Regions from separate parts of the Mus musculus genome. Here region 1 is linked to region 2. The links are chromatin loops, found by intact Hi-C in ENCODE. Cell type or tissue: heart. All regions are shown on one strand. Each heading gives the region's core, and the rest is flanking DNA. Links, peaks and the distances in the headings are about the cores only.

The links. A loop is a pair of places that touch in the nucleus more often than their neighbours do. Peaks named below come from ENCODE experiments on the same cell type or tissue, not always from the same donor. Only the 100,000 strongest peaks of a DNase experiment are listed, where the experiment ranks them.
Region 1: a loop joins it to region 2, with 16 times the contacts of the local background. A loop is called at or near these places in 12 of 42 quality-filtered maps.

The regions. Positions count from the first base shown.
Region 1 is chr3:40,887,227-40,902,486 of GRCm38, forward strand. It overlaps Abhd18 (abhydrolase domain containing 18), which reads left to right and starts at 7,033. Exons shown (of 13, transcript NM_026622.4): 1 at 7,033-7,217. 6430590A07Rik (RIKEN cDNA 6430590A07 gene) reads right to left here and starts at 6,878. Exons shown (of 3, transcript NR_166482.1): 1 at 6,722-6,878; 2 at 329-372. 1700034I23Rik (RIKEN cDNA 1700034I23 gene) reads right to left here. Exons shown (of 1, transcript NM_028494.3): 1 at 12,970-15,260. The coding sequence starts at 15,212. The coding sequence ends at 14,658. In heart, for the core only: a CTCF peak has its summit at 6,889; a DNase peak (open chromatin) is centred at 6,895; H3K4me3 peaks cover 1,704 bases; H3K27ac peaks cover 1,046 bases.
Region 2 is chr3:40,941,979-40,957,238 of GRCm38, forward strand. It overlaps Larp1b (La ribonucleoprotein domain family, member 1B), which reads left to right and starts at 8,672. Exons shown (of 10, transcript NM_001040399.2): 1 at 8,672-8,706. In heart, for the core only: a CTCF peak has its summit at 9,581 (motif pointing right); DNase peaks (open chromatin) are centred at 7,733 and 8,773; H3K4me3 peaks cover 3,093 bases; H3K27ac peaks cover 1,969 bases; H3K27me3 peaks cover 404 bases.

The DNA of each region.
Region 1 (15,260 bases), core at 2,974-10,973, 55 kb before region 2:
ACTTGTCTTCTTGAGCTGCTCTTCCCTCGGGAGGATGCAACAAGGTAGTGACTCAGGGACAACTGAGTAAGTTGGTAACCACAGCTTTACTCTGTCTGCTACTCTCCAGGCAGTTGTCTGCTTCTTGGCCCAGCACCCTTTCTGCTTCAAATGTTTCTGTCTGTACAATAAAGCATATGACCAACTTATACTGCCATTGAGTAATTATTACTCTAAGTTATTCTAAACAGATCAAACTACAAAATACTAAAGACACTCTTTAGACAACGCTCAATAATATTAGAGTTACCTCTACTATTAGTTCAAAAACAGAGTGAAGTGCACAAACCTTTTGAAGATATGGCCAGATGGACATTATCACAATAGAAAAACCTGCAAAGAGGCAGACATGTTTACTTGCATTATAACGATGTAATCACTATTGGAGCCATAGCTTTTGGAAATACAGCAAAGATTTTTTTAAGATATTCTAAACCTGACAATTTATATACACAATGCTTATTTTATCAAGCAGTAAAATGTTAGTTATCGGAATAATAATAAATTCTAATAACAAAATAGAAACAACGAGGTAATTATAGTCCCTGACTATGCTTGATCTAGCAAGGGCAAAGAATTTGTCTCTGTCCTCTCACAGCACACATGAGTGCAAGAAAGGCCACTTTGTCAGAGGGAAATTGTCTGTACTGTTTGAAAGAGCACTTCACTGCAAGGAAGCGAGGGAGCTGGAACACCATCTCAAGGGAAGTAATATGAACTAACTTACTTGAGGATGCCATACTTCAGAGGCAAAGTCCTGATTTCTGATAGGTTTCCCCACTCAATACTATAATGGAAAAACTCTTACACTATTTGTCAATGTTGCCCTTTTTTGTTTGTTTGTTTTACTTTTCTGTAGTGATAGGGGAACCTCAAATTCTAGGTAAGTACTCTACCACCCAGTTACAGCCCAGCACTATTGTCCATTCTAAATGTTAGGCAAATCTAGTCAGAAATTATGGAAGGCCTACTCTTAAATGTTTAGCTTTATTTCTGGGAATACTGGCCCAACTCTGTAATCTCAGCATTTGGGAGGATTTTCTTTTGGAGAAAGGGATTGGTTGATTTTTGGAGAAAGGGATTGGTTGATTTGTTTCTGTTACCACTATTATTTGTTAAGAAATGGTTCTATGCCAGGCTGGAGTCTAAATCCTCTTCCCTCAGTAAAGTTCTGTTATCATGATGTCTGTGGTCCCAGAATATTTTATAAAATAGACTGTGATGTTGTCAAATTTAATCATCATTGAAAAGCTTTCTTTTTTCAAATGTAACGACTTAGAATTGTCAGAAGGAGGCTGGTAGTAGCACATGCCTTTTGATCCCAGCACTCGAGAGGCAGAGGCACGTGATTCTCTGTGAGTTGTAGGGCAGCCTAGATCAAGTTCCAGAGCAGCCAGGGCTACACAGACAAACCCTATCTCAAACAAACCACCAAGAAATGGCAGGGAAGAAGAAACATGTTTAGATGTACTATTTGCCAAGGATATTTCATTACTGATATTTGTGTGTTTCGTTTTTATTATATTTACTCATGTTTTATTTTTTACATTTGTGTTTGAGTGCTGTAGCATGTATGTGGAGGTCAAAGGATAAACTGAGAGTCAGTTTTCTCTACCCAGTAGATCCAAGAATCAAAGTTAAGGTCATCAAGCTGAGGAGCAATCTCCTACAACCACTAAGCCATCTTTCCAGCCCCCATTACTGATACATTCTGAGTACTTAAAGCACTGAAGATATAATATAGTGACCTACACACAGACCTTTTAATCGTGATATAAAATATCTGAAAAAGATAAACATGTATTACAAAATCAACATACTTGAATTTAATGTATACCATTGCAGTTAATTACATACTGGGAAAAGCATGCATCATTGAATCTCAGAATATAGATTCTTGTATCAATTTAATACTTTGCTAGTATTATACTTTTAGAGACCCATTATTAATCTCTGATGATTAGAAATGAAACACATAATCACTCTATAAGAAGGATCAGGGTAGTAGTGGCACTAGCACTCAGGAAACAGAGGCAGGTGGAGCTCTGGGCTTCAGGGAGTTTCAGGACAGCCACAGCTACATAGTGAGACCCTAGTTAAAAGAAAAAAATCTTTCCTGGCCAAAAGGCAGTTACATGTTCAGTGGTATGTAGTGGATTCAGGATACCCGGGACTATAAAGTGAGAACTTGTCTCACAAAAGAAACAAAAACAAGCTTTTCTTGCCAAACCCATAATCCTAGCACTTAAGTAACTGAGGCATAACAGGTGTCTCAACATTAGACAAGGGGTCAGGAATTAAAGGTCATCTCTCGGGCTATATAGGAACTTCAAGGTAAGCCTGGGATCCAAGACACTCTGGGGAGAAAAAAAAAAAACGGTCAAGATGCTAAGAAGATGGCAAGCTCCTCACCAGCCTGGGATGAACAGACAGCAAGACTTTGCCTCTAGGTTTTTTTTTTTGTTTGTTTTTGTTTTTAAATTTACTTTTATGTGCATGAGTGTTTTGCCTTCATGTGTATCTGTGCACGACATTCAGTCTGACATTCTCCATCATGGGGACCTGGCAGCCTGCACTTCTCAGGGAATATATTAGCATTTCTCAGTATTAGTTATGTGACAGTCCTGTGACTAAGAAACAGTCCATGGAGCTAGATTGTGAGATAGCCCTTAGGTATACTGACCCAGACCTAGTAGTCAACTCTTACATGAGCAAACATAGGACCAGTAAAAGTTTGCTTTGTTTTGTGATACGGGACCTCTCTAGGTAGTCCTGCTGTCCTGGGAATCGATATGTTGACCAGGTTGACCTCAGACTTACAAAGATTTGCCTGCCTCTGCCTCCCAAGTGCTGGGACAGTTCTAAACTAGAGTTCAAAACAGGATGGAACCAACACAGGAACGGTAACTGGCTTGTATGAGTATGTATGTGTGTTCATTGCATTATTAGAGTGGATACAGAGTATAAATTGTATAATACTCCTTAATTGTTGTTTCTAATTATATTGGTGGAGTTGTGTAAGGGAAGTATTTGTTCTTGGAAAAGGCAGACTGCAATAACATATTCGTAATATCTGAAACTTACTTTACTTTAGCAATAGATGTGTGTGTGTATAAAGACATCTGACTTCTGGGGAAAAACTAATTGGAAAGATATTAGCATTAGGTAGATTATTTCAATCTTTGTATGTATTTGAAATCTTTTAAAGTAATAAATTTTTATTATGTTTTTTTTAATTTAGAAGGAATAACAGAATATGGATGTTGATTTACTGAATTAGCATACATTTTTTATTTTGATGACACACATGTTAGATGGCTGAGGCTGAGCTTTACAGACTTCTGCTTTACAGGGGTGTAAGAAGAAAAACTGAACCTGGGTGTCATGGCGCATGCCTTTCATCCCAGCACTTAGGTGGCAGAGACAGCAGGATCTCTGTAAGTTTGAAGGTACATAGTAGCTCCAGGCCAGCCAGGGATACATAGTTCTTGCACGCGTTTGCGACCGGCCAGGAAAGACGAGGCAAAGCTTTATTGCTTACTCAGGAGCAAGAGAGGAAGAGCGCGGCAGAGAGAGGCAGAGAGGAAGAGAGAGAGAGCAGAGGAAAAGATGAAGAGAAAGAGACGAAGAGGCGAAGAGAAGAAGAGGCGAAGAAGCGAAGAGAGGGAGTGCCAGAACCCTGTCCCTTTTAAGGAGAATTATCCTCCTCCTAGGACGTGTCACTCCCTGATTGGCTGCAGCCCATCGGCCCAGTTGTCGTCACGAGAAAGGCAGAGCACATGGCAGGAAAACTGCCCCTGCACATGTGCAGATTATTTACTACTTAGAACACAGCTGTCAGCGCCATCTTGTAATGGCAAATGTGAGTGCGGCTCCACACACATAGTGAGACCCTGTCTAAACAAGCAAGCAAACAAACAAACAAACAAACAAAAAATGCTGTACATCTTTCCAAGGGGATTTGTTTAACGTTTACCTTCTATCTACTAGTTCTGCTGTATCCTGGCATTCATTTTCCTGATGGAATTCTCTCTCAAGTAAAACCATGGTGTTCTAATATTTTGATAACCACAGCTCCAGATGGCAGAATGTTTAACAAATATATGACTTAAAATCCAAGAAAAATACATAATACACTGGCATGAACTGAACACCTGGGTAAAACAATATGATTCAGTGTGTGTTTTTGTACAGAGTCTGGGGCAGAGCAGCACTGCACTTTCAAAATTCGCTCTGGTCTCACTACAGAAAGGCAGAACAGTCAGACTCAGAACTGGAGAGCAAGAAGGGTGAGCATCTGGAGAGAGCAGTACTGAATATAACTGCAGACATATGACAGAAATAAAAGGTCTGCACTGTAAGACAAGCATACTAGCACCTGCCTATTACTGTTATTGCACTACGAAGGAGGGAAAGCAGGAAGACCCTAAGTTCAAGGCCAGCCTCTACCAGACTGAGCTGTGAGCCAGCCTGGGCTCCAAAGTGAGAACTTACTTGAAAGGAAGGAAGAAAGGAAGGGAGTGAGGGAAGAGAGGAGGGAGGTAGTGCAGACATGTAAGGACAGAGGGTGCAGTAATATTTCTTTTATTGACAAATACTGAAATAAGAATTTGAAGTGTCTGTAGTATTTCAAAAAAACCTAAGGTAAGGCTAGCAATCTATAATCTTTAGGTCAAATCCAGACACCACCAGTCTTTAGCTTGATAGATAAAACTGGTTTACAGGTGAATAGTTGTTACCAGATGACAAAAGACTAACTTCAAAGACCAAGTTTCTCCTCAATAGACCAACCTACTGACTAAACAATGCACTCATTTAGTATGATCTGCAGATTTTCTCTTCTAAGTATCTATGCTATCCATGACTTTGCCTTTGGGCCTGAACCAACAAACCTAAACTATACACCAATGGGTCTATTACAGAAAAAGTGTCGGCCTCTGCTCTATTAAATAAAATTCATAAAGGAAGTCAGTTGAGAGCACTAGACACTCAAGAAAAGAAGGATCTAAGCCAATTACATCAATAAATCCTGATTAGTCAATCTTGTTTGATAAGGGCTGCTGGCTTACTATACTGAACTTTGTACAGTAAAGTACAAGTGAGCAAACCCTGCAGTTAGTCATAACTAGGGAATCAACTTATGATTTTAAAAACAGAATACTTGTTGAATTGTTCTGAAAATGTTTCCTTTTAATTTTTAAAATGCTAAACACAGAACATAGAGTTCAATCTAATGAACTCTTCATGGACAGGAACATCTGTCCATCTTCACCTATAGATGAAGCCTAACACAATCACTTATTTAAAAGGGAGAGAAAAGTAAGAGAAAATGTGTTTAAGCTTATTTCAATCAAAATCATATTTCTATGGTTAGCTGTACATCTATGACTCAAGGATCCCACGCTCTTTCTGGAAAACACAGGCCTGACATGAAATACAACAGAAGAAAAGCAAGCAGCACAAAGAAGGCTAGGAAATGGAAATGCCACAGCCCTATGCATGTGACTAACAGGGAGCTCTAGCCTGGCAGAGCCTGTACATCAGAAGCACAAAATTACAGTAAGTAAAAATAACTTCAGGGTCCCGGCAAATAACAAGCCTGGAAGAAAAAAAGTTGTTGGCAGGAGTTGCAGGTAACATAAATGAGGGTTGCTGACAGATTTCAAAAGGGAGAAGAGGGATGGTCTCTTCTAGGCGTGGAATAGGCAGGACAACTACAGAGCTTAAGAACTCCAAAAGGATGGCTGCACAGCAAAAAGCAGGGCAGAAGCCAACAGCTTCGAAGGTCTCAACAGGCCTGGGGGATGCAGCTCTTTTAAAACAAATGTCAACACTGCTACTCATTTTAATCACCTCAAGATAAAATCAAGAAACATAAAATTGTAATCCATCCTCTGGCCTCTGTACAAACCATGATGCATGTGCCACCTGTTCCCCCTCAAAAGATGAACCTAATAAAACACACACTGCGCTTCAAACAAAAGACTCGATGAAATAATACTTACTGCTTCGTAAAGGTAAAAATACATATTGCTACAGTAAGACAAGCCCAACTTTTCTAAATTAGTGCTCATGAATAAGGATCAAAATGAGAATTACAAGGATGAAAATACTAATGAAACGCTTAAAGGTGTGTTTATTTTGGACCTGTGATACTGAGCAAAGTGTGAGTCATTTTAAGTGGGTTTATTTGCAAAATATGAAGAAGTTATTAGGTTAGGAAAAGTCTAACTCAAGTTTAGCTCTTGAGTGTCGGTTAAAACCACCATTTGGGGCTTTTGTGACAGTGGACAGCTACACAGGGTCAACAGAATGCAGTGTCTGCTGTAAAAGAGGCAGCTTAGGTTTTTTCATACAAAACAGGAAAAATAGTGAAGAAAAAGAAATTCTCAAGGAGGAAGGAATTACCATAACAGGATTCAGGCAGATGCTTAAGACACACAGCACAAGGGCTACAATGTGAAACTGCTGTGACCTTTGTGAAGCATCCCCCTGCCCAGCTTTGTTAGGTACACAAGTTCTCCAAGCACCAAGATTCTCCTCTATTCCCAAGTACACGCGATTATCCCGGAGCCTGTCCTAAGCAGCTCCGAAGGCGTTGCTGGGCATGCGCATGTGCAGCCGGGTTTCGGGTCCGGACAGTGGACTCACTGTTCCCAGCTAGTCCCACCCGCCTGCTCACCTGCTTTCCGGTGATCCCGGGCCCAAGAGGGGCTCCCGCTCAGCCTCACTTCCCAGGTTCGCCATAATTCCAGCTCTCGCTAGGCGGCGCGCTGCCCACTCTCGCGACACCTGCTCCTTCTCCAGGCCCGGAGCTGTCAAAACACTCCTATGAGTGCGCGTGCGCGCCGCGAGGCCGGAAGCGGACCGGCAGCCTAAGGGAAGTGTGAAGCGTGTGGGCCCTGCAGGAGGCGGTGGTGGCAAACAGAGAGCAGGCCGGAAGAGGTGGAGCAAGGCCAGAGCCGGCCTCTGGGGGCGTGTCCCGCGGACGCCACGCCCCGCCCCGAGGACGTCCTCCCTGTCAGGCTGGCTGGCAGCTCGCCTGCTGTTTTGTACCTGAGCAGATTCAGCTCTCTGCTGTCCGAGCTGAGGCGAAAGTCCGGTGCCTTAAGCGTGGAGAGCGGTGGTGGCCAGAGGCTTGGCGAGTTCCCCTTCAGGTGTGCCTCGGCGAGCGGCCTGTAAGTAACAGCCTCTGTCGTCTGCGTACGTGCAAGGCGACAGGAAGGCAGCGGTTCCCTGGTTCGAGGGAGGGCGTTGGGGACCCCTGTGGCCCAACCCTGCTGGCCATCAGCGCCTCACCTGAAAGGGACTGAGGATGAGGCTGATGGTAGGCAGCCGCTGTTATACCCCTGACTCCGCTCCTAAGAGACTTGGGGGTCGCGGCTGATGGCAGCCAGACACTGATGCCCCCACCGGCTCCTCACTTGAGGGGACTGAAGGTCGGGTCTGAGGAGGCTACAACCTCGCTGGTTCCGGGCCCCAGAACCTTAACTTTGCAAAAAGCCAGCCCCTAGGCAAAGCCTGCTTAGCTCCAACCCGCTGCTTTCAGCACCAGGAACATAAACACTCAACAGACTCAGATACTGTTGACTTCCTAGTCTCTGTCCCTGCCATTGGACTTGTCAGCTAATTGCTGCTAGAAGTCATCGTGTGTCTCCTAAAGTAATGTTTTCTTAACTCTAGATAAGATTGTCATGTGATTTCATTGGATCACATCTCTCCTAGGACACGGGTAAAGCAGATACTTATCTATCTGATCAAGACCTGAGGTCGAGATAAGTTACCTGGAATCTCTCAGAGTTGGGACCCAGTCTCAATTCTTGAACTCCTTGAGCGCTTAGCATTTGTCCTGCCTCAGGAGCTCTCTGTTGTGTGGTATTCCCATCTGCTCTCCTTTGATCTTTCATTTGTGATCATCTCATGTGCAGCCAATCAGGCATATTCTACTAGAGAACTGTTAAACTTGAAATGTCTTCTGTTAATTATCTTTGAATCCAATCCTGATTATTAGATACTTCATTGTATTCAGTCCTGCACATATATCTATAGTAACAGAAACAAGGAGATTCTCGTTATTGGTTCCAAGACTAAAGATGGGTAGAAAATAAAGTCCTTTTTTTAACCTCGATATTCTTCCTATGTTATGGTTGTCATTTCTAATCCCTGGACAGTGACACAATTTGAGACTCTTATATAATAGAGGAAGAAAATTTTAACTAGCATTCCATCAAGTAGAATGTGGTGTATGTTGAAAGAAATCTTATTCTTATTCAGGCCCTCTTTCATCCCTACAATGGTTTTCTAAAGAGGAGAGAGATTGACTCAAGTAGACAAAGAAGTGAAAGGCAGAGAGAATAGGAAGATGGCGGAGGGCTACAGAGCTAACCAACAGTAGCTTGAATTCAAGAAACAGGACTCCTCTGACAACAAAACCTGTGCTGTTTACCACCAGGTTTCCTGTAAACAGAATATCAAGAATATCTTCTCATATTTCCTAATATGAAAAGCAAAGCAAGTATTTAGTGTTTATTTAAATGAAATAATTTGTTGCTCTGTATTAGGCCAAGTATAGTTTTCTACTTTCCAGTTGAGGTGGCTCACTCAAGGTCACACAGCTAAGTGGGGAAACTCGGGTCTTTCCATTACTGTCTCCAAGTGATGACTTCAGACAACAAAAACATATTTGGTGAGTACACAGACAAGTCCTAAAGTCTAAATAAATTCAGAAACATATCAAAGGTAGCAATCAAAGCAACATGGGGGAGGACAACAGTGGTTTTTGTTTGTTTTGTTTTGTTTTATATTTTTGTTTGTTTTTAAATAGTACACCAAGAAAAAAGAGCCAAAGTTGAAGAGATTAAACCTTTCCAAATGTATTACCCAAAAATTGGGGACTTGTTGGCTATTTGTCCCCCCACTCTACCCCCTTTTCTCTTTTGGTAATGCTAGGGATTCAACTAAGCCTTTCAAGTGCTTAACAGGAAAGTTATCAACTGAGCTATACATCCAACCCCATGTTGGGTTTTCGTCAATGATTTTTTAGAATAGTTACATATTTCCTACTTATTTTCCTACTCTTCTTCAGTATAAAAGCAATTAAATCAGTAGCCTAAGGATAGCTGGTGTGTGTGTGTGTGTATGTGTGAGAGAGAAAGAAACAGGGAGAGAGAGAGAGAGAGAGAGAGTGCTAGAGAGATTTTAATGTGTGACATGGGCTGGAGAAGATGATCCAGACCTTAAAAGCACTTATGGCTCTTGCAGAGGATCAAAATTCAATTTCCATATGGTAACTCGTCATCTAATTCTGAGGAATCTAATGCCCTCTTTAGACCTCAATAAGCACTAGGAACATGCATGCATACATACACGCAGGCAAATATACATTTAAAAAATGAAAATTATGTCTCTTGCGGGGGCAAGAGGGAAGTTGGCACACATGGTAGATTAAAAAATATTACATTTTTACAATCTATTTTGCAGTACACATACGCTACAGAGGATACGAGGAGGTCAGAGGACAGATTGCAGAAATGGGTTTCTCACCACAATGACAATTTTGAAATTTACTTATGCCTTTGAGATCACATACATAAAAGTCTAGGAAGAGCCAGGCAGTGGTGGCACACTTGCGAAGCAGAGGTAGGCTACTCTCTATGACTTGAAGGCAAGCCAGGACTACACAGAGAATCCCAGTCTCAAAAACAAACAAACAAACAAACAAAAGTCTAGCAAGAAAAAGTAATGTTTGTTTAAATACTTAGATATCAAAGTAATAGGAGATTAAAAAGTACTAGATGGAGTAATATTAGTAGATTGTGAGTGCCATGCTAGCAATAAAACTCATTTCTAGGAAAGACATTCTATTCCTTGGCACTGTGATGGCACTTCTATTTTTGTTCCACTTTGTTTCTTCTCTGCACACTTGCTATTTAAAAACACAGATGGCCGTTGTATCCATTGGTACTTCAAAAGGGGCTGGTATTTCTGCAGGATCTCACTGGTGTCTTGCTTGACCTGAGGGCTTTTAGTGCCTGGAATAGCTCCAGATGGCACTTTAATGTAAACTGATGTCTTTATCCCAACTCAGAAGATTCATAGTTCTGGATATCCTGATCATAGCCAGCTCTGCCTAGAAAGACTTTTTTTTAGAGGATGTGGAAATGGCTCAATAAGTAAGAGCACTTTTTATACAAGCAGGAGGATCTGAGTCGAAGGAACCAACACTTTTGTAAAAAGACTGGTCACTGATACTTGTGTCTATGACCCTACTACCATGCGAGTGATGTATATAACTGTCATGTAAACCTACATACATGCAGCATACACACATACACAAATACACTATAAAAAGAAAGAACTATATCATTTAGACATTCAGAAATCATTTTATACTGCTCTGAGACTGAAATTGGATTTTAGCATATCTGTATAATACCAAATTTCAAAACCAAATACATAATAAGCCCTATATGTGTTTGATTTGTTATCTCTGTTTTTTACCTGTGAGATACTTGATAGTAGGTAAATATAGCAAGGAAATATGCTACCTCTAGGCTTGAAGTGGTCTATTACATAGAAAAGCAAAGTGATGTGGGAAATTTTGCAGTGCTGGGTTAAATAACAAAGGAGTGGACAATTTGGTATGTAATGAATATTGTTCATTGCAAAATAATTGAAATTTCATTGTCATTAGGTACTTTATTACACATGCAGAAATTAATATACTTTTTAAAAAGTGCTCTGGGCATGTTGGCATTTGCCTTTAATCCTAGCACACATGGGCCAAAGATAGATCTCTGCGAGTTTCAGTGCAGAATGGTCTACATAGTGAGTTCCAGGACAGCCAGGGCTATGTAGAAATATTTGCCTGAAGAACCAAAAAAGAAAATAGCTTGCAATAGCTCTTGACTAGTACACTGTTTCTTGTTGAAGATTATTTGGGTTTTGTTTGTTTTCTTACATATAATTGACTTAGTGTCATGATACGTGATATTCCAAAGGTGAATGTAGATCCTAGTATACTTGAGGAAGACAAGACCTTTATTATAGTATGCAACTGCTCTGCAATTTAATAAGTAAATACATACAAAAATATGAGTAATAAGTTTATGAACCATCACAGAAAGATCTAAGTAGTAAAATAATTTAAATCAATGTTAGCTTCCTGTCTCTGTGACAAAATACCTCAAAAAACAACCTAAACTGAAAAACACATTAAACACTTTTCTATTGTAATAGAAACACCATGACCAAGGCAACTTCTAGAAGTTTATTTGGAGGGTCTAGTTTCAGAAGGTGAGTCAGTGACCATTGTGGTGAGAATGTGGCAGCAGGTAGGTATGGTGCTGGGGCAGTACCTAAGAGCTCACATTCTGATCAACAATTATGAGTCAAAGAAAACTAACTGGGGATGGTGTTTGGAACCCCACAGCCCACCCCCAGTGACACCTCCAACAAGGCTATGCATGCCCCTAATCTTCCCAATAGTTCTACCAACTATGAACCAAGTATTCAAATATATGAGCCTATTGGGCCATTCTCATTCAAACTACCAGGAAAAGGTTATCTGAGCTCATTGTTTCCGAGTTAGTGTTCATTTGATGGCTTTGCTGTTAGACCTGTAGCAAGGAAGAACATCATGACATGGAACTTATGGCAGAGAGCCTCCTTTCCAGTCATGGACTGGGAAGGAGAGAGATAAAAAGACAGAGTAGAAAGGGACCCAGGCTCTTGATATACCTCAAGCACACATACCCAGGAACTAAACCATTTCATAAGGTTGTACCACTTCCCTGTACACTGAGCAGCAAATCTTTAGAATACTCAGAGAACATTTCAGATCCAAACCATAACTGTTCGTCATTTAGAATTGTATTTCTGTAAAATGTATCTCCATCCTACCCCATATATCCAAAGACCCGAGCTCATTTGGGAGTATGAAACATTTTTAACTTGTGTGTTTTTGTATATAAACACATGTTGTGGTGTGCAAGTGGAGGCCAAAAGACAATTTACAGAAGTCAGTTCTCTCCTTCCAAACATGTATGTCCTAGGGATCAAAGAAGTATCAGTCATGGTGCCAATACTTTTAATTACTGAGCCTTCTCACCAGCCGTAGATTTCTGTTAACAGGGTAAAGGATACACTGAGTTAAGTGATTCTGGGGATCCATCCCATAGTCAGCCACCAAACCCAGACACTATTGCATATGCCAGCAAGATTTTGCTGAAAGGGCCCTGATATAGCTGTCTCATGTGAGGCTATGCCAGTGCCTGGCAAATACAGAAGTGGATGCTCACAATCAGCTATTGGATGGATCACAGGGCCCCCAGTGGAGGAGCTAGAGAAAGTACCCAAGGAGCTGAAGGGGTCTGCAACCCTATAGGTGGAACAACAATATGAACTATCCAGTACCCCCAGAGCTCGTGTCTCTAGCTGCATATGTAGCAGAAGATGTCCTAGTCGGCCATCATTGGGAAGAGAGCCCCCTTGGTCTTGCAAACTTTATATGCCCCAATACGGGGGAATGCCAGGGCGAAGAAGTGGGAGAGGGTAGGTAGGAGAGCAGGGTGGGGGGAGGGTATAGGGAACTTTTGGGATGGCATTTGAAATGTAAATGAAGAAAATATGTAATAAAAAATTAAAATGTTTTTAAAAGTTCAATTTTGTATACATTAATATATCATTAATCCCAGCACTCAGGGGGCAGATTACTGTGAGTTCCCAGGCCACCTAGGGCTAGATGGTAAGACCCTATCTAAAAGGAAAAAGAAAAATAATTGTTTCAGTAGAAAATGTATATAGTGGAGATATGGAGATGAGAACATTTTAAAAAGATCTTCCAGTTGCATGAGTAGAGGTAATGATTGGAAGTTTATGGTCAGCCGTAATTACGAGATCCTGTTTCAAAAAGAAAACCATAAAAGCCAATTTCCGTTTACCATTTCTTTAATAACTGAAATACAAAGTGCTAATTGACAAATTTACTCTGCAGGGAAGTGTTAGTTTTAAGTAACAGTTTTAAGTGAATTGGAAGAATATATATATGATTTAAACAAACTGCAAAGAGCCAGTTGGCTTATAAATAAGTGGTTCCTTAGGTCTATGAAGTCTGTGGTTTTAGTATGGTTTTTTGTTATTTTGAATTTGTGTGGGTCCTTTTTTCCCCTACTGGTGGAAATATGAAGATTTATACCTGGTAATAAAGTGTAAATCTATACTCAAAGGCTGAGAAGTACAGTTAGTTTCTTCTTCCCATGTAGTATATAGCTTCCAAGGTTGTTCTTAGTGTCATTGTGTTCTGGCGCTGACAGTGTTGAGTTTGGGCAGGCGCCATGATTTTTCTTTCTAATCAACATAAAATGGAAACATTGATTACATTTACCCACTTGCCCTTTCTGCAGAGGTGTTGGACTCCCAGGGGGTAGTCTTTTTCTCTTTCTCTTTCTCTCTCTCTCCACCTGGCCATGAAGAAAAGAAGTCTGTAGTTTTTTTACTTATATGGAGAGCACAGTCAGTGTGAAATGAAGAACTTCGGATAGCATCCCAGTGCTGAGCTTGTCCTTTGCTGACAAAGGACCAAATATGAATAACTCCTGTAGTTGCATGTATATAAATTGTACCCCAAACCTATGAGCCCGAAAGCAGATTCTTCTCCACTGAAGCTTCTAGAAGAAAATTTCACCCAGCTGATATTTGATTGAAGAAGATGAGGTCCTGATGCAGGAAACCAAACTATGTAGGTTCTTGCAACTTATTCCTGAAGGAAAAGGCAAATGAGAATGTTGAGAAGGGGCAAAGTAGACTCAGCGATGTGTTCTTCAGTTATTTTTTAAGGTCCTGGGGCAGTTGTTCCTGGTGGCTTGGGCCTGTAATCCCACCTCTTCAGGAAGCTGATACAGGAGGATGTCAGTACTAGGCCAGCCTGAGCAATTTAGTAGGATCTTCTCTCAAAATATAAAGAACCCAAAAAGCTAAGAGTATAGCTTTGGAGTAGCCGTTGCCTAGTATGAGCAAGGCCCTAGGCGCACCCCAACCACCCCCCTAAAAAGGGACCCAAGAAATAGGTCGTAGTATTTATGTTATGGCCGTTTTTGAAGTGACATACTTCTGAGTTCTTAACTAAGATAACTACTATCATTATATTACTGGGATAGCTGTCAAGAAGAAAAGAAGGCATCAATCAGTTTACTTGTAAAATTCTGTAAGGAGACTGTCCCCCTAAAATAGCTGGCTAGTGCATGGTACTCCCAAAACTGGGTTTTCTTTCTTCCCGTGCTCAAAGACAGATATATTCAGTTCCTTCCCATGAAGAGCATAGTAAGGTAATTGTGCATCCCTCTTCGAGCTCAACTGTAAGGGACCGATCTTAAAACATGTTTTAGGACAGATTTTACATACGGGAAAAGGACCATTCTTGTTGGCCTCCAGATGGAAAACATGCTTCCCACTTTGCTTGTCAAGGCCATGGGAGAGCCTGTGTAAATTTGCATGGGCAAGATGCCTATGGAATCGGTTCAGATTTACAACAGAGAGGAGGGCCTGAAGAGGAAGAAGAGTCTGGAGTTTCCTACGATGGAGTGTTGAGGCTGGTGAACAGTGGAAGTGAAGCGATACCCTTAGGATGCCATACCGAGCAGAAAGCCTCCAAAAAATCCTCCAGTTACTAAAACATTCTTCTTCACAAAGCACACCACCTCCTCAGCTTTGCTCTTGACTTCAGTTGGTATTTGGGCGCTCTTCCGAATTGTCAGCTGCTCCTTGGCCTTTTTCATGTCCTTCTCTACTCGACTCCAGTCAACTTTGATGTAGCCAGTGTGGTTTGCAAGCTGGAGGAGAAAAAAGCCCCCTCCCACTGCTGTGGCAGCCAGCTTTCCAACTTTCTGGAATATGAAGCCAGTGCACCAGCCAGTGACACCTCCAATAAGGAGCTGGGTTGCCACACTGTACTTCTCACCTGCAGACCGACTCTCCTGCCCGAAAAGCTTGCGCCACCAAGGCTGTTTTTTGGCAAATTCTGTAAGATCCAGTGCCTCGTAAGCATCAAAATGCCCTTGACTGGCCGAGGCCATCCTTATAATGTGGTTGTGAGAGGGGAAATGATGAGGGTCCGTAAAGGAGGAGATAGAGCGTGCCACAGTTGCGGTTGTGGTGGTGGATGTGTTCGTTGTCATGGCCGGCTGGCTTTTCGCACGTGGGAAAAAGATGTGTCCATTCCCACG
Region 2 (15,260 bases), core at 3,504-11,503:
TCTTCAGAACGGGAAAAGAGAAAAGGGTCTACTTTTCTCTCTTTTGATTTTATTTATTTTATTAGAATATTTTTTAAAGATTAAATATTACCATTGTATTATTGAAAGTTTTTTTAATTTAGATATTTTTTCATGTGTATAGGTATTTTGCCTGTATGGATATATGTGCACCACATTTGTGCCTGGTGCCCAAAGAGGTCAGAAGAAAGAATCAGATAGATACCTTGGAACTGGAGTTACAGATAGGTGTAAACCACCGTGTGTGTGCTGGAAAATAAACCCAGGTCCTCGGCAAGAACAAGTGTTCTTAAGTGCTGAACTTTCTCTCCAGCCTTATGTTATTATTTTTAAAGATTTATTTTATGTGTGTCTGTCTGTATGTGTGTATGTGCATCTAAGTGAAGATGCCAGTGGAGGTCAGAACGTAGTGTCCAGGTAGTTGGGAGCTATCTGCTAGATGCAGGGAACCAAGTTCTAATCCTCTGCAAAAGCAGTGAGCACCATGACCAAGGCAACTCTTAGAAGGACAACATTTAATTGGAGCTGGCTGCCAGGTTCAGAATTTCTGACCATTATTATCAAGACGGGAACATGGCAGCAGCATCCAGGCAAGCATAGTGCAAGAGGAGCTGAGAGTTCTACATCTTCATCTGAAGGCTGGCTTCCAGGCAGCTAGGTCAAGTGTCTTAAAACCCACACCTACAGTTACACATCTACTCCAATAAGGCCACACCTCCTAACAGTGTCACTCCCTGGGCCAAGCATATATAAACCATCACAGATGTGGAGGTGGGAGGACCAGTAGTTCAAAGACATCAAGGGTTACATGAAACCCTGTCTCAAAAACTTGACAGAGGGATAGAAAGACACCAAATAGTATGGGAAGGTAGAGAGAAAGCAATCAATTCTAGCTCTGCTGTTACAGACTGGAAGTTCTTAGCCCAGACACATAAGCTTTTGAGATACTAAATTCCTATTTCAGTAAGACTGCTGTACTGAAAGCTACCTAAGCTTGAAGAGTTGTTTTGTGCCTTATATTCTCAAGTAGAAATGAAAATTTCAGCCGGGCGTGGTGGCGCACGCCTTTAATCCCAGCACTCGGGAGGCAGAGGCAGAGGCAGGCGGATTTCTGAGTTCGAGGCCAGCCTGGTCTACAAAGTGAGTTCCAGGACAGCCAGGGCTAAACAGAGAAACCCTGTCTCGAAAAAACAAACAAACAAACAAAAAAAGAAATGAAAATTTCAAGTTTAAGGTCAGCTTTAGCTAAACAGTAAGACTGTCTTTGTTGTTTTGAAACAGTTTCTCTGTGTGGTCCTGGCTGTTCTGGAACTCACTCTGTAGACCAGGATGGCCTCTAACACAGAGATCTGCCTGCCTCTGCCTCCCCAGTGCTGGGATTAAAGGCGTGCACCATTACCACCCTGGCCAGGTTTTACTCTTAAAGAACATTTTCTCAAGAGACTAACTTATGTTCTCTAGATTTTAATTCCCATTACATTAAGGGGTAATCTCCAGTAATTTAATATGCCTGCTACATGTTATATTTATCTCATGTAATCCTCACAGTATGGCATGGGCCTTAGTGGAGGCAGAGAAGACTGGCAGTGGCAGAATGATGGAAGGGTGATGGCAGTATGCAGGTAGCAGTAAAAAGATCCCATAATTGGTAGGATTAGTGAAAGCCTGGAACACTGCTGGCTGGCAGCTTCTTGTCGATGAAGGAACTGTTAATTCCACCAGGCGAGAATAAAACCACTACACATTTTTAAAGCCAAATATGAAGCAACCTTTAATTAAATACTAGCCAGGAGGATGGACTCTGATCAGGTCTATTCCTGGGTGCCCCGAAAATGACAAGTCACATTTTGCAGAGACTTAAAAAGGCAACCCATAAGTCTATCATATTTCCCATCCAGTCAATAAGGAGGCAGGCATACAACCTGATGTATTTTCTACCTCCTGTCTACATTTGATCAAGCATATCTGGTATAGCTGGGTCAAACAGACTTGTTTAGGGGTGTTAAAACATACAGGTTGTTATCTCCCATAAACAATACCCACCAGTATTTCAGGAATTATCTGTCCTTGGGCAAAGGATTTGCAGGATAAGAGGTATTTTATTTCATGACTCTTGTGATGATTTATATATGCTTGGCCCAGGGAGTGGCACTATTAGAAGGCATGGCCCTGTTGGAGTAGGTGTGTCACTGTGGGTGTGGGAAATAAGACCCTCATCCTAACTGCCTGGAAGCCTTCAGATGAAGATGTAGAACTCTCAGCTCTGCCTGCACCACGCCTGCCTGGATGCTGCCATGCTCAGGTCTTGATGATAATGGACTGAACCTCTGAACCTGTAAGCCAGCCCCAATTAAATATTGTCCTTTTAAGACTTACATTGGCCATACATAGTGTCTGTTCATAGCAGTAAAACCCTAAGACAGACCTCTTAGGCATAGTAAAACTTACAACATAACTTTGGCTCTCACAGAACTAGTATGGAAGGGAATGACAATCATGTCTCTTAACTTGTAAGGACTAGAAAGTGGTTACCATTCACCAAGGATATTAACTGAGTGTGATGACACAGGCCTGTAATTCCAGCACTTGGGAACTACAGGTCAGATGATTAGGAGTTCATAGTTTTCCCGGGGAATTTAAAGAATTCAATGCTAGTCTGGGTCACATGAGACTGTCTCCGCAGAAGGGGAGCTGTTGGCTAGAGGATGCTTTCTCTCACATTCATATAGGAGAGCTCATTTCTTCATCCTCTACCCATTTGCCTTCATAGTAGAGTTTTGACCCAAATAACTTGTTTCTCTAGGCTAGGATGGATAACTCCTATTCAAGAACAAATCATTCACAGATCAGCTAGTGACTCATTTATTTTTACTAGAAAAATGGGCACAAATGGCCAAGTGCTTTCTTGGCACCCCAGACATTTCACTTCCAGCACTGTTTTAGGCACAGAGATCTATCTCCACATTTGTCCATGCTGGCCACATAATCCTGAGTTTAAGTGATCCTCCCACATCTCTGAGTAGCTGAGATTACAAGTGCCTGACACCTTGTCTGGAACCTCCATGGTTTTGAACTAGGAAATGGAGGAAGAATCTGATATAAGCTATATTCTAGCTATAAAGGAAAAGTCAAGGAACAAAATGGCGGTTAGCAATGGCAAACTGGCTCAGCTAGGGTGCCAGTAACAGATGGAACATTCAGAATGCATAATTTGAAGTTGTTAAAAGGACCATTTACAGAGGTATGGACTATCTTCAGAGAATCTGGGGCCAGCTAGTACACCCCGAGGGCTGCTGCTTATTATCTCTATGGCTAAAAGGGCAAAGATTAGAAATACAGGACAGGTAGAGAAAAAACTCTGCTGATAAGCTTTGGTGATTTGACTTAGGGAACGAGGACTGTGAACTTCCATATCTTCAGACCTTTCTAATATTCAGATGCTAGAGGGCAAGTCTGCACACTGCTACTATCTAGGGAAGTTAGACTTCTCTAGTACAAGGTCAGGAGAAGGAGGATTGCCAAGTTGGGTAGCACATAACTACAGCTCCAGGAAGAACTTGGGAGGCTAAGTCTGGTAGATTTTAAAATTTGAAGTCAGTCTAGGTTACATAGCATATTCCAGGGCAGGCTGGGCTACTTAATGCAACTCTGTCACAATAAACAAACCAAAATAAAACAAAACAAAAAATACAAAGCAACCAAATAAAACACAGGACAACCCATTTCCCAGACCCTTCTTAGGGAGGTATTACTCTATCTCTTAAAAAAAAAAATTATTTATCTATATGAGTACACTGTAGCTGTCTTCAGACACACCAGAAGAGGGCCATGTGGTTACTAGGAATTGAACTCAGGGCCTCTGGAAGAGGAGTCAATGCTCTTAACTGCTGAGCCATCTCTCCAGCCCCGGCTCTACCTCTTAATAAAAGTTTTCTTGCTTGTTCTTCAGAAACAAAACACGAAACAAATAAAAAAGAGCAGAAAAAGAAAAAGGCTAGAGTGAACAAGAACAAAAACATCAACGCTCTTAACAAGAAGCAGGTATGGCAGGCAGCGGTGGCACAAGTTGCCTAGCAAGAGGCAGGGGGAGCTCTGAGTGTGAAGCTAGCCTGGTCTTCAGAGTGAGTTCCAGAACAGCCAGGGCTACACAGAGAAACCCTGTCTTGAGAAAAAAAAAAAAAAGAAGAGGAAGAGGAGGAGGAGGAGGAAGCAAGAGTTCTAAGTACTTGAAAGATAGATAATAGCCAGCCAGCTTCTGTCCAAGTAACAATGCACTACAATCGAGGCTTTAACCCCTGCCACTGTTTTCTGGAGTCTACAACTGCTCTCAATTCTCTACTGGCAAAACAAATACTGTTTCTAGAAACACTGTTTCTTTCTCATCCTTCACTTTGACTTAAGAATCTGTCTGTCTGTCTCTTTTTTTTTGGGGGGGGGGGGGGGGAGTTGTTCCAGACAGGGTTTCTCTGTATAGTCACGGTTGTCCTGGAACTCACTTTGTAGACAAGGCTGGCCTCAGACACAGAAATGTGCCTGCCTCTGCCTCCCAAGTTCTGGGATCAAAGGTGTGTGTCCCATGCCCAGCTGAAACTTTTTTTTTTTTTTGAGAAGTCTGTAATCTTTAAATACAATCCAGAACTAGAGTGAGAGCTCAGAAAAGTACTTATGAGGATTTGAGTTTGATGTCCAAAAAAGGACCAAACATGGTGGCACCAGGGAGGTTCAGACTCACTGGCCAGCTGGCCCAGCCTAGTGGGTGAGTTCCAGCTAGTGAGAGAATTTACATCAAAATAATAAATAAATAAAGAGAAATGGGTGGATGCTGCCTGAAGTCTACCTCTGACCTACATACACGTACCCGTGTGTACACACATACACATACACATGCATACACCAAATATCCACAGCAGCACAAGTAAATGGAATTTTAGAGAGACACTATCCTATTTCCTCTTCCTCCCCTGACTCAGTCTTGTATTTCAATAAGCTGATGGTAAAAAATAAACACAGCTGGGCATGGTGGCGCACACCTTTAATCCCAGCACTTGGGAGGCAGAGGCAGGCGAATTTCTGAGTTCGAAGCCAGCCTGGTCTACAGAGTGAGTTCCAGGACAGCTAGGGCTACACAGAGAAACTCTGTCTCGAAAAAATAAATAAATAAATAAATAAATAAATAAATACAATGTGTTCAGAATCTCATTGACTAGTACTTGTTGGTACAATTTTATACAATTTAGTATTTCCCAACAGGTCTTGAAAAAAACAAACTAACTCTGATTACAAGAACAGCTAGCAGCCAAGCAGTGGTGGTGCACTCCTTCAATCCCAGCATTTCAGGTGACAGGGGCATCTCTGTCAGACAGAGGCAGGGGGATCTCTGCCAGTCTGTAGCTTGATCTACAGAGCTAGTTGCAGGACAGTCAGGGCTACACAAAGAAACCCTGTCTCAAAACAAAAACAAACAAACAAACAAAATAAAAACAAAAACAAAACAAAACAAAAACCAAACCAAAACAAAAAAAGTTGGCATTGGGCAATACAGATTGAAGTATAGTCCTCATTGACTAGCAACCAGTTTCAGGAGGTTGCTTAGGGTCACAGCAAAGCCTCACTTTATAGCTGACGTAATGTGTGAGGTCATGAGTACACTATTCAACAGGGTTGGAGCTGGCGTGAGGTGGAGAAAACCTTTTCACCAGTAAGAATAGCTCTCAATGATGACCTTGCAGAATAGAACTTCATTAAACCAGAAGCATGTGCTGCCAATATCACCTCAGATCAAATTTCAATGCTAAAAAGAAAGAACTTGCTAGGCTTCCCAAAATGTTATCTATCTGTACTGTGTCACTACCCATCACTGGGGAGCAACAGTGGGAACATAGTTAAACTGTGATCCAGTGCAATTCCTACAGATTAAAGCCTGGGAAATTAACTGGGAGTGATGGCTCCCCTCCTCTAATCAAGGCATTTGGGAGTTGGAGTAAAGGTCAAAGTTAAATCTCAAATCCCCGGGGCAAAAGGCTGAGGTGCCTATTTAACAATGGGGACCTGGAAGCTAGGTTCTCCAGGCATCCTTCAGCCCCAAACAATTACAGGGCCCTCCTGGCTGCCATACCCCCAGTCCCTACACTGGACTCCCCAGCCCAGGCAACTGGGCTGCTCTTCCCTTATTATAATGCAGCCATTCTGGTTGCACGTCCCTTTTGTACCTTTGGCCTCCAGGCTGCTAAAATTTGTCCCTTTCTCTCCCCTCTTCCATCCCCCCCTCCTCTCCACATGCCTCCAGTTCAGTCTCAGTCTGGTCATGTCCACTCTAGATTCCTCCACCATGCCTAGGAGCAGTCATGTCCTCTCCTCTGTAGCTCTTTTTTCACTCAGTCAATTGTTCAAAGCAAAGGAGCTGGAGAGATGGCTTGAGGACTAAGAGCGCTTACACTCTGGCTTCCCAGCACCGTGCTGGGCACAACAGCCTGTATCGGCAGCGCAAGGAGGATCCAATACCTCTGGTAATCAAGGGCACCTGCACACTTGTGTGTGTGCACAAACGCACACACACGTACTCGCATTCTTGTGATTAAAAATAGAACAATTCATGCTGGGCAGTGCGCTTCTTTAATCACAGCATTTGGGAGGCAGAGGCAGGCGGATCTAAAAAAAGAAATCTAGACAGAGTGAATGTACAAAGCCAACTGGGTGTGGTCCTTATGCTTTAATACTAGCCTTAGGGACTCTAAAAGAATCTTAAAAAAAAAAAAAAGTTCAAGACTAGCTGGTGGGTAGCACGCATGCCTGTTGGTCATCCCATTTCAAAAGCTAAGGCAGGTGCATTCCTTTGAGTTCAGAACCAGACTGGTCTAAATCGATGGCTTCCAGGGCAACCTGGACTAGAATGGTAGGCTCACGGCCAGCCTCGAGATCGAGGTCAACTTGTGCTACAGGAGACTTAGTTTGATGAAAACATCAAAACCCACTGAAAAAAAATGAAAAATGAAAAAGGTGGCGAAATGTCTAGTGTTCGTTTTACTCAAGAGCACTAAAGAATCATTTCGTTGTCTGTAGGTTAGAATCAGGACCGACAAGTGCACTTCTTGTAATGTCGAGGCTGGGTCTTCACTTGAACTTGGCTCCGGATCAGGAGTGCCTATTGGAGCCCACATCGTTACTGGGAAACTTTTCCTGGGTCCTGAGGACCCGCCCTCGTGAAAAGCCTGAAGCGTTTCACCTTAGCGCAAATGGACTTTCTGGTCCTCCTGGTTCCTGAAGATTGTCCTCCTAGTCCCTGGGTCACAGACGTAAGATGCTCCCCAAGCGTAGCAGGTTCATCCTCGCGATCCGCTAGGGCGGGGCTCTCATCAAACCATGCCCGCCGCATTCGGGAAGACTCCACAGGCCGCGGTCGCCCGCAGCGTTTAGGGAATGCCCGCAAGTGGCCACGTCACTTTCCAGGGTGCCCGCCCCCTAACCTGCCTCGCCCTCTACCCGCCCCGCCCCTCACCCTGACTGGCCCTCGCCCTGGTCCTTGGGCACCTGGCCTACTGAACGCTGATTATCTTGGCTCTTGCCTACATCACGCCCCGCCCACTGGCACGCCTTTCCCCTTGCGCGCCCCGCCTCTTGGACGCCTCCGCCTCCGCACGCCCAGCCCATCGGCCCGCCTCAGCCTATAAACGCCCCGCCTACCTGGCCACCCCGCCCATTGGCCCTCCTCGCCCTCTGTACGCCCCGCCCAGTAGCCTTCCTCGCCCTCTGCACGCCCCGCCCCTGGCTGCCTCGCCCTCTGCATGCCCCGCCCTCAGGGACAGTTACCGGCTCAGGCCGCGCGCGCCTCCGCAGCTCGCCAGAGATCCTTCAGACTGGCTGGAGCGCCGCGTTGTCGCCCGCGCCCGCTGAGGGCTCGCGGCTCGGGCGCGCCCGGCGCGAGTGGCGAGCTCCGGCCGTGCGCTGCGACGAGGCCAGGCGGCGGGCGGTTAGCGCTCCGCTCGGCGGGCGGGGAGGACGGGCACGCCGGGCGCTGCACGCCTCGGCGGGCGGGTTCCGCGTCCCAGGACCGAAGCGGGTCGGTGCCCCCGTGTGGAGAGAGGGGCGGCCGGGCTCCCTGGACCCGGACGGCCCCCGGCTGGGCAGGAGGCTGGGGCCAGGGGCCGGCCATGTCCGCTCGCGCCCCGGTGCCCGCCGCTGCCACCCGGGAGGACCCGCCCGCCGTGGCCGGAGACCGGGACGCGCTGTTGGCAGCGACGAGCCGGCGGGCGGAGCAGCCGGCGCCCGGCGAGCGGGAGGGCAAGGAGGCGAGGGAGGAGCGGGCCGCGGCCGCCACCAGCGCGGGTGCGCGGGGAGAGCCGTCGCCGGCGCTCGTGCTGGGACACAGCGTGCCGCAAGCGGCCGTGCCCGTGAGGCCGCTGGCGCTGCACCTGGCGCACAAGGCGCGTGCGCCCGGGGGTCCCTTCGGCGGGGAGGCTCCGCCGCTGCCGCCGCCGCCTCCGCCGCCGCCACCACCACCGCCGCCGCTGCCGCCGCCAGCACCGCGGGACCCACCGGAGGACGCCCGCGAGGACCCAGCGGCAGCCGGCCCGGAGGACAAGCCGCCGCCGCCGCCGCCAAAGGGGAACCCGTGGACCAAGAAGCTGCCGCAGCACCTGTCCACCGTGGGCACCGGCGTGCCGTCGCCCGCTCAGGACTCCCCGGAGGCCGGTGAGTGCGGTCCGCGGGAGGTGTTTGGTTCCTAGGTGTCATTCACCGTGCCGATTTACATAAATGGACATCTAGGAGAGGGAGCGACAGGAAGAGGTGGGACCTCAGGTTCTCCTTGACGGGTAGGGGCACGACGTGGGTGACTGGGCAGCGGGGCTGTGCTGGGCTCGTGCCTTCACGTGTCGGCGTCCTAGACGCGGTGAATACCGTGGAAAAGTTTCCGGGAACTTGACACAGAGTAGAGGCGAGTCGGGACGAGCGGATTTGTAAGTGGAAGTCCGATTGGGCTGGCTCCTGAAGTGAGGTGGTGAAACGAAAGTCTCGAAAAGCTGCTAGGTAGATGTGGCTGTGAAGGCAGCTGGTATTAGGTGTTTTTGCGGTTGTGTGGTTGTGTTTCAGAATGCCTGACACAGGACAGTTGATTCAGAGTCCGGATCGCACAGCTGGTCCCACGGTAGCCTGCGCGTTAGCAATTGGGTTGTGCCTTTGCGTTCGAATGCTGACCCATGCAATATGGCCCTTGGGGCTTTATTTGGGTTGCAGCAACTGCAGTTAGAAAGTAAAATGAAGACTGGCTTGTATTTGGTGGCGTATGCCGATTGATGTAGAGGATTAGGCGTTCGAAGAGAAGTCAAAAAGAAAAAAGTTAGAATGGAAATGCTGAGTAAAACTCTCCTTTTTCTTTTTTTTTCTTTTTTTAATAAAACTGCACTAAAATAACTGAACTTTTCTGTGGGAATTGCGGCTGTTTTGTTGGCAAGTTTTCGCTGGTCTGGGGAGAGTTGGTGGAACAGCCGAAGTTTGAGCATGTTTATGGGGTTGTGAGGGTCAAATGCGGTGAAGGGATCCTGTACAATTGTGATTGTTTTATCTCTCCTGTAGGGGGAGATAAATGTTGAACCAATTTAGTTTCTTAGGTTTTGCACGCAGAACCAATTTAGTTTCTTAGGTTTTGCACGCAGAAATGCTCACTAACTTATTTGCTTTTGTTATTTTGCTTGCTTTTTGAAACACTATCTACTTGTGTAGCCCAGGGGGTTGTGGAATTCTTGATCCTCACGTCACTGTCTTCTTCAAGATACTGGGATTATAGACATTCTGCTCTCCTTATTAATTCTTACTAAATTTTGACACCTTAAGGAAAAACAAAACAAAAGCACTGAGTTTTGCTCTCCATCTTGTATTAGTACAATTCTGGCCTGCTGAAAAGAGCAGTTTACTACCATTGCTAAATAAGTGAAGAGAACATGGTATATCAAGTCTTCTTAAAATTTCGTAGAGAAACCTGTTGATCACTCTGTTACCCCTCCATATCTAGATTTACACAGAGTACTAGGCATTATAATATTTATTGAACTATGAAATATTAATCGAGTTTTTTGTGTGTTTGTTTTTGTTTTGTTTGTTTGTTTGTTTTGTTTGCTTTTCGGTTTTTGGAGACAGGGTTTCTCTTTACAGCCTTGGCTGTCCTGGAACTCACTTTGTAGACCAGGCTGTCCTCGAACTCAGAAATCCACCTGCCTCTGCCTCCCGGGTGCTGGGATTAAAGGCATGCGCCACCACCGCCTGGCTCCGAGTTTTTATAAACTCAGTTTTCTAGACTTTAAAACGTTTCAAAGTGAAACTGGAGATTCTTTTCCCCCCTCATGGGGATGAGCCTAGGGCTTTGTGCTTGCTGGGCAAGTGCTTTATCATCAAGCTGTATGTGCAGATTTTCTAGCCCCTCCCCCCAAGAATTTTATTGCAGATTACTTGGAAAAATATTTGACAGTTTAACCTACTTGTGCCTTGGATCTCCAGTCCTCCTTAGATTAAGGATACAGTGACTTACTGGGAGTGTGGCCCATACCTATAATTCCAACAAGGGGATTATGAGCTTGAAGCCAGCCTGGATTACACTCAAGACCAAGGTCTCAGAAAATCAGAAGCCAGGCCTTTAATTCCAGTACTTTTGAGGGAATGGCAGTGGATCTCTGAATTCAAGGTCAGCCTAATCTACTACTTAGTTTCAGGACAGCCAGGGCTATGTAGACAGACCTTTCTCAAATTCAAAAGGAGCTCTAGTTGCACCAATGTTTCTGTATTAACAACTCTTACATCCTGGGGTCACTGCAGTACTGGGAATGCTTTTCCTCAGATCTGTGGCAGGGTGGCAGTGCTGACTCTTAAGCTGTTCTACAGTGTCTAATGGGTAACTTAGAGTGGTGGTGTAAGGAATGTACTGCTGAAAGAAATGGGTGATAGTATAGTTATTACTAACTAGCTAGTTGACTTTTGGCATTATTCTTGTAAATTAATGACATGGATAGGTTCATGTCTTCTATTTGTTGTTTGTTTTGATAAACATTTTTCTGAATTATAGAGGCTAGCAACAAACCCAGACCTCCATCTAGGCTGAGGTAATGGTCATGAAGGAGCCACGGCTCCCAAATCTTACTTAAAACAAGAGTGCTTTCTACATGCAAGCCAGATGCCATGCCCTCCTTCTTGTTTTCCTAAGAAAACTGAATAGGGTGGGCTACAGCTTGGACAGATAGCTCAGTAGTTAAAAGTGCTTACTGCTTTTGACAGAGCACCCATATCTGGGTCACCCAGTTATAGAGGATCTATTGCCCTTTGGCCCCTGAGGGTATCCTCACATGGGTGGTGCACATACACAAAAATAAAAATAAGGAATCTTCTAAAAGATGAAGTTTCAAAGGGGGGTGTGTGATAATAAGCTGTACAGTGGTACATGCCTATAGTCCAAGCTACTCGGAAGTTGAGACTAGAGGGTCAACTATACCTTGTAGTTTGAGACCAGCCAAAGCAATATAGTGAGGTGGTAGGGCTGCTGAGGTGGCTCAGAGCTTAAGAGTGCATAGTGCTTTTTTAGAGGATATGTGTAATTGCAGCTCCTAAGAAACTCAACACTCTCTTCTTACCTCCTTGGGCACCTGCACTTACATGCACATACACAGAGATAAACACATAATTAAAGTAAAATAAATATTTGAAAAATATGAGTCCCTGTATCAAAAAGAGAATAATAGTAATGATAAGCAATCAAATATGCCCAGAGATCATTTAGGATTCAAAGAATACAGATTGAGCAATATTAAATTATCAATTAATAGAATGATTCTAGAATTCATTCTACAAAATAGGAAGTCTTGAGAGAAAGAGGATTTGTGTTTGTTTGTTTTTGTTTTTGGAGACAGGGTTCTGTGTAGCCCTGGCTGTCCTGGAACTCACTCTGTAGACCAGGCTGGCCTCAAACTCAGAAATCTGCCTGCTTCTGCCTTCTAAATGCTGGGATTAAAGGCGTGTGCCACCACTGCCTAGCGAGAAAGAGGCTTTTAATTCCAGCCAAACTTACTCATATAAATGAAGTGAAGGAATTACAGCCACAACTTTTTGCCATAAACATTGTTGTTAGAGGTAGATGCATTATAAGAAGCACGGGGAGTCTTTTTTTTTTTTTAAAGGATACGATCATGGACTTACATTTATTTGTTTAGTGTGTGTGCATGCATCATTGTGGTTTATGTGAAGATCAGAGAACAGCTTTGGGGGAGTTGTTCCTTAAATCATGTGTGTTCTGGGATCAAACTCAGGTCAGACTTGGCAGTAAGCTCCTTTACCTTCTTAGCCATTTCAGCAGCCTAGCTTTCTCCAGACAAAAAAGTGAGACAGATTTTTGATGGCTCCATGTTTTCAGACACTCTTCTCCAGTTTTAGGATGACTCTGGTATATTGCTGTTTTGGGGAAACCAGATAAAACATTTCAGTCAAAGTCAGGCCTACCTAGGAATATCTTGATCAGTATTAAAACTTCTGACCTAGCTGGGCAGTGATGGTGCATGTCTTTAATTCCAGCACTTGGGAGGCAGAGACAGGCAGATTTCTGAGGCCAGCCCGGTCTACAGACTGAGTTCCAGGACATCCAGGGCTACACAGAGAAACCCTCTCTCAAGAAACCAAAAAATAAAAAAAGACTTCTGACCTTCCCAAACCATGTTAAGTAGTTGTAATTATTTAATAAGCCCTTCATTAAATAACAGTCTAAGACTTGTTAATTACTTGCTTGTAGCTGTGGTTGTACAGTAAAAATCAGTCTTGTAGTATAATTTTTCAGAAACAGAGTATGAAAATATTTTGTCCATTTTTTTTTCATTCTCATTCTTTGAACCCTATGCTGTTTTGAGAAAGGATCTCACTATATTATGTAGCCCTGGCTGGCCTGGAATTCACTATGTAGACTAGACTGGCCTCACAAGCCTTTCTAGTGCTAGGATTAAAGGCAAGTGCTACCATGCCTGGCTATGTTGCTTTTTATCAACCTACTTCCTCCCTTTTTTTTTTTTTTTTTTTTTTTCAGGAATCGTAAGTTTGCTGTTAGTGCCCTCATGAAATACATCTTAGAAGCAAATTCTATTTTATTATAAAATAAGTATATAATATAAAGATGTAAAATAGCACATATTATATATCCTTATAATTTGTAAAAATAAAACTCTTGGGGCTTGTGCACACATACCACACAGATGACCTTTTGATCTTGTGATATTCCCTTCAAAAAGCGTCATGTTACTGATTAATCTGTTTACTAATTTTTTAAAGACCTTTTTAACAATTACTTTCCAACAAGTGAATTCTATAGAACATATGAAACATAAAGTTTCATTCACAGTACTGGATGATTGCTGGGTGGTGGTACATGCCTTTAATCCTAGTACTCAGGAGGCAGAGGTAGGCTGATCTTTGAGTTTGAGGCCAGCCTGGTCTACAGAGTGAGTTCAGGACAGCTAGAGCCACACAGAGAAACCTTGCCTCAAAAAACAGAAAACAAAACAAAACAAAAAACAAAAAGGTACTGAGTGATTTTTAAATTAAATTTAATTTTTTTGAGAAAGGGCTTTGTGTACCTTAGGCTGGCCTGAAACTAAGTAGCTGAGGCAGATCTTGAATTTCTGATTCTCCTGCCTCCTCTTCCTAAGTACTGTCACTACAGAACCTGTCTGGCTAGTCCTTTATACTCTAGACTCACTTTTAAATTGTATAGTAATCCATAAATATAGCTCACATAGCTAATTTAGCATTGACCTATTGAGTCTTGATTGTTCCCTTCCCTTATCTTGACAAAATAATGTTCTATATGTATCTTGTCATTGTCTGTGTCTTTCCATAGGGTAAATGTAGAAATCAACTGTCATGCCACAGAGTATTACTGTTGGACTATAAATTGATATTTTCTTTGTTAGCATAGGAAAGAATCCTTTCCTTGCCTTTTGAGTTTGGGGTGCTTTCTTTTTTTTAGATGAGAGTCTTGCTGCATAGCTCAGATTGTTGAGTTTCTTACATCAGCCTTTTCAGTGCTAGGATTATATGCCTGTACCACCAACCTGGATTTTTAGGTATATTTTTATTTTATGTGTTTGAGTGTTTTGCCTACATGTATGTCTGTACCACTTGTGTATATCATGCCTTCAGAGGTCAGAAGATGGCATTGGATGCCCTGGAACTGGAGTTATAGTTGGTGAGCCACCATGTGGGTGCTGGGAATTGAACCTGAGTCTTGTGTAAAACTAATCAGTGCTTTTAATTTAGTCACTGAGCCATATCTCCAGCCCCCAAATAATATTTTTATTGAAGATTTTGGTTTCTTTTGAACATGGCTGCCCCTCACTCTTATTTATTTCATGGAGTGTTTTATTATTTTCTCTATTTTTTGAAACTATACTATAATTACTTCATTTCCTCCTTTTCTTCTTTCCAAACCCTCCTATATACCTCTCAGTGTTCCTTCGACTTTATGACCTCTTTTTTCATTATTATTCTTGTATATGTATTCATATTCCTATACACAGTCCAACCTGCTCTGTATATAATGTTACTTGTATGTATGTTTGCAGGGTTGACCATTTGTTATTGCATAACTAATTGTTGTGTTCTTCCCTGGGAAAGACTATTTCTTCCTCTTTCAGCTTGGCTTTGAAGTCTGTAACTCTTTGTGTAGTGAGGCTTAGTGGTCCTTCCTCTGTCTGCTTTGGCATATCTGTTATAGGAATGTTTAGGTAGTCATATTGATTGGTAAGACTTTAATGGCTGTCGTTTCTGACATCCCTATGAAACCTGATCTCACAGCAAACTCTGTGGTCCTCTGGCTCTTACTGTCTTCTGTCCCTTCTTTTGCAATGTTCTCTGAACTATTGGTGGGTGAGTTGTATTATAGTTGTATCCAATAGGACTGGGCTCCCTAACTCTGCATTTTGGTTGATTGTGTTGTTTTGTTTTGTTTTGTTTTCCCAAGACAGGGTTTCTCTGTAGTCCTGGCTATCCTGGAACTCACTCTGTAGACCAGGCTGGCCTCAAATTGAGAAATCCGCCTGCCTCCGCCTCCCAAGTGCTGGGATTAAAGGCGTGTGCCACCACGCCCGGCTTGATTGTGGTTTTCTTTTCTTTTTTTATTATTGGGTATTTATTTCATATACATTTCCAATGCTATCCCAAAAGTCCCCCACACCCTCCCACACCCACTCTCCCACCCACCCACTCCCACCTCTTGGCCCTGG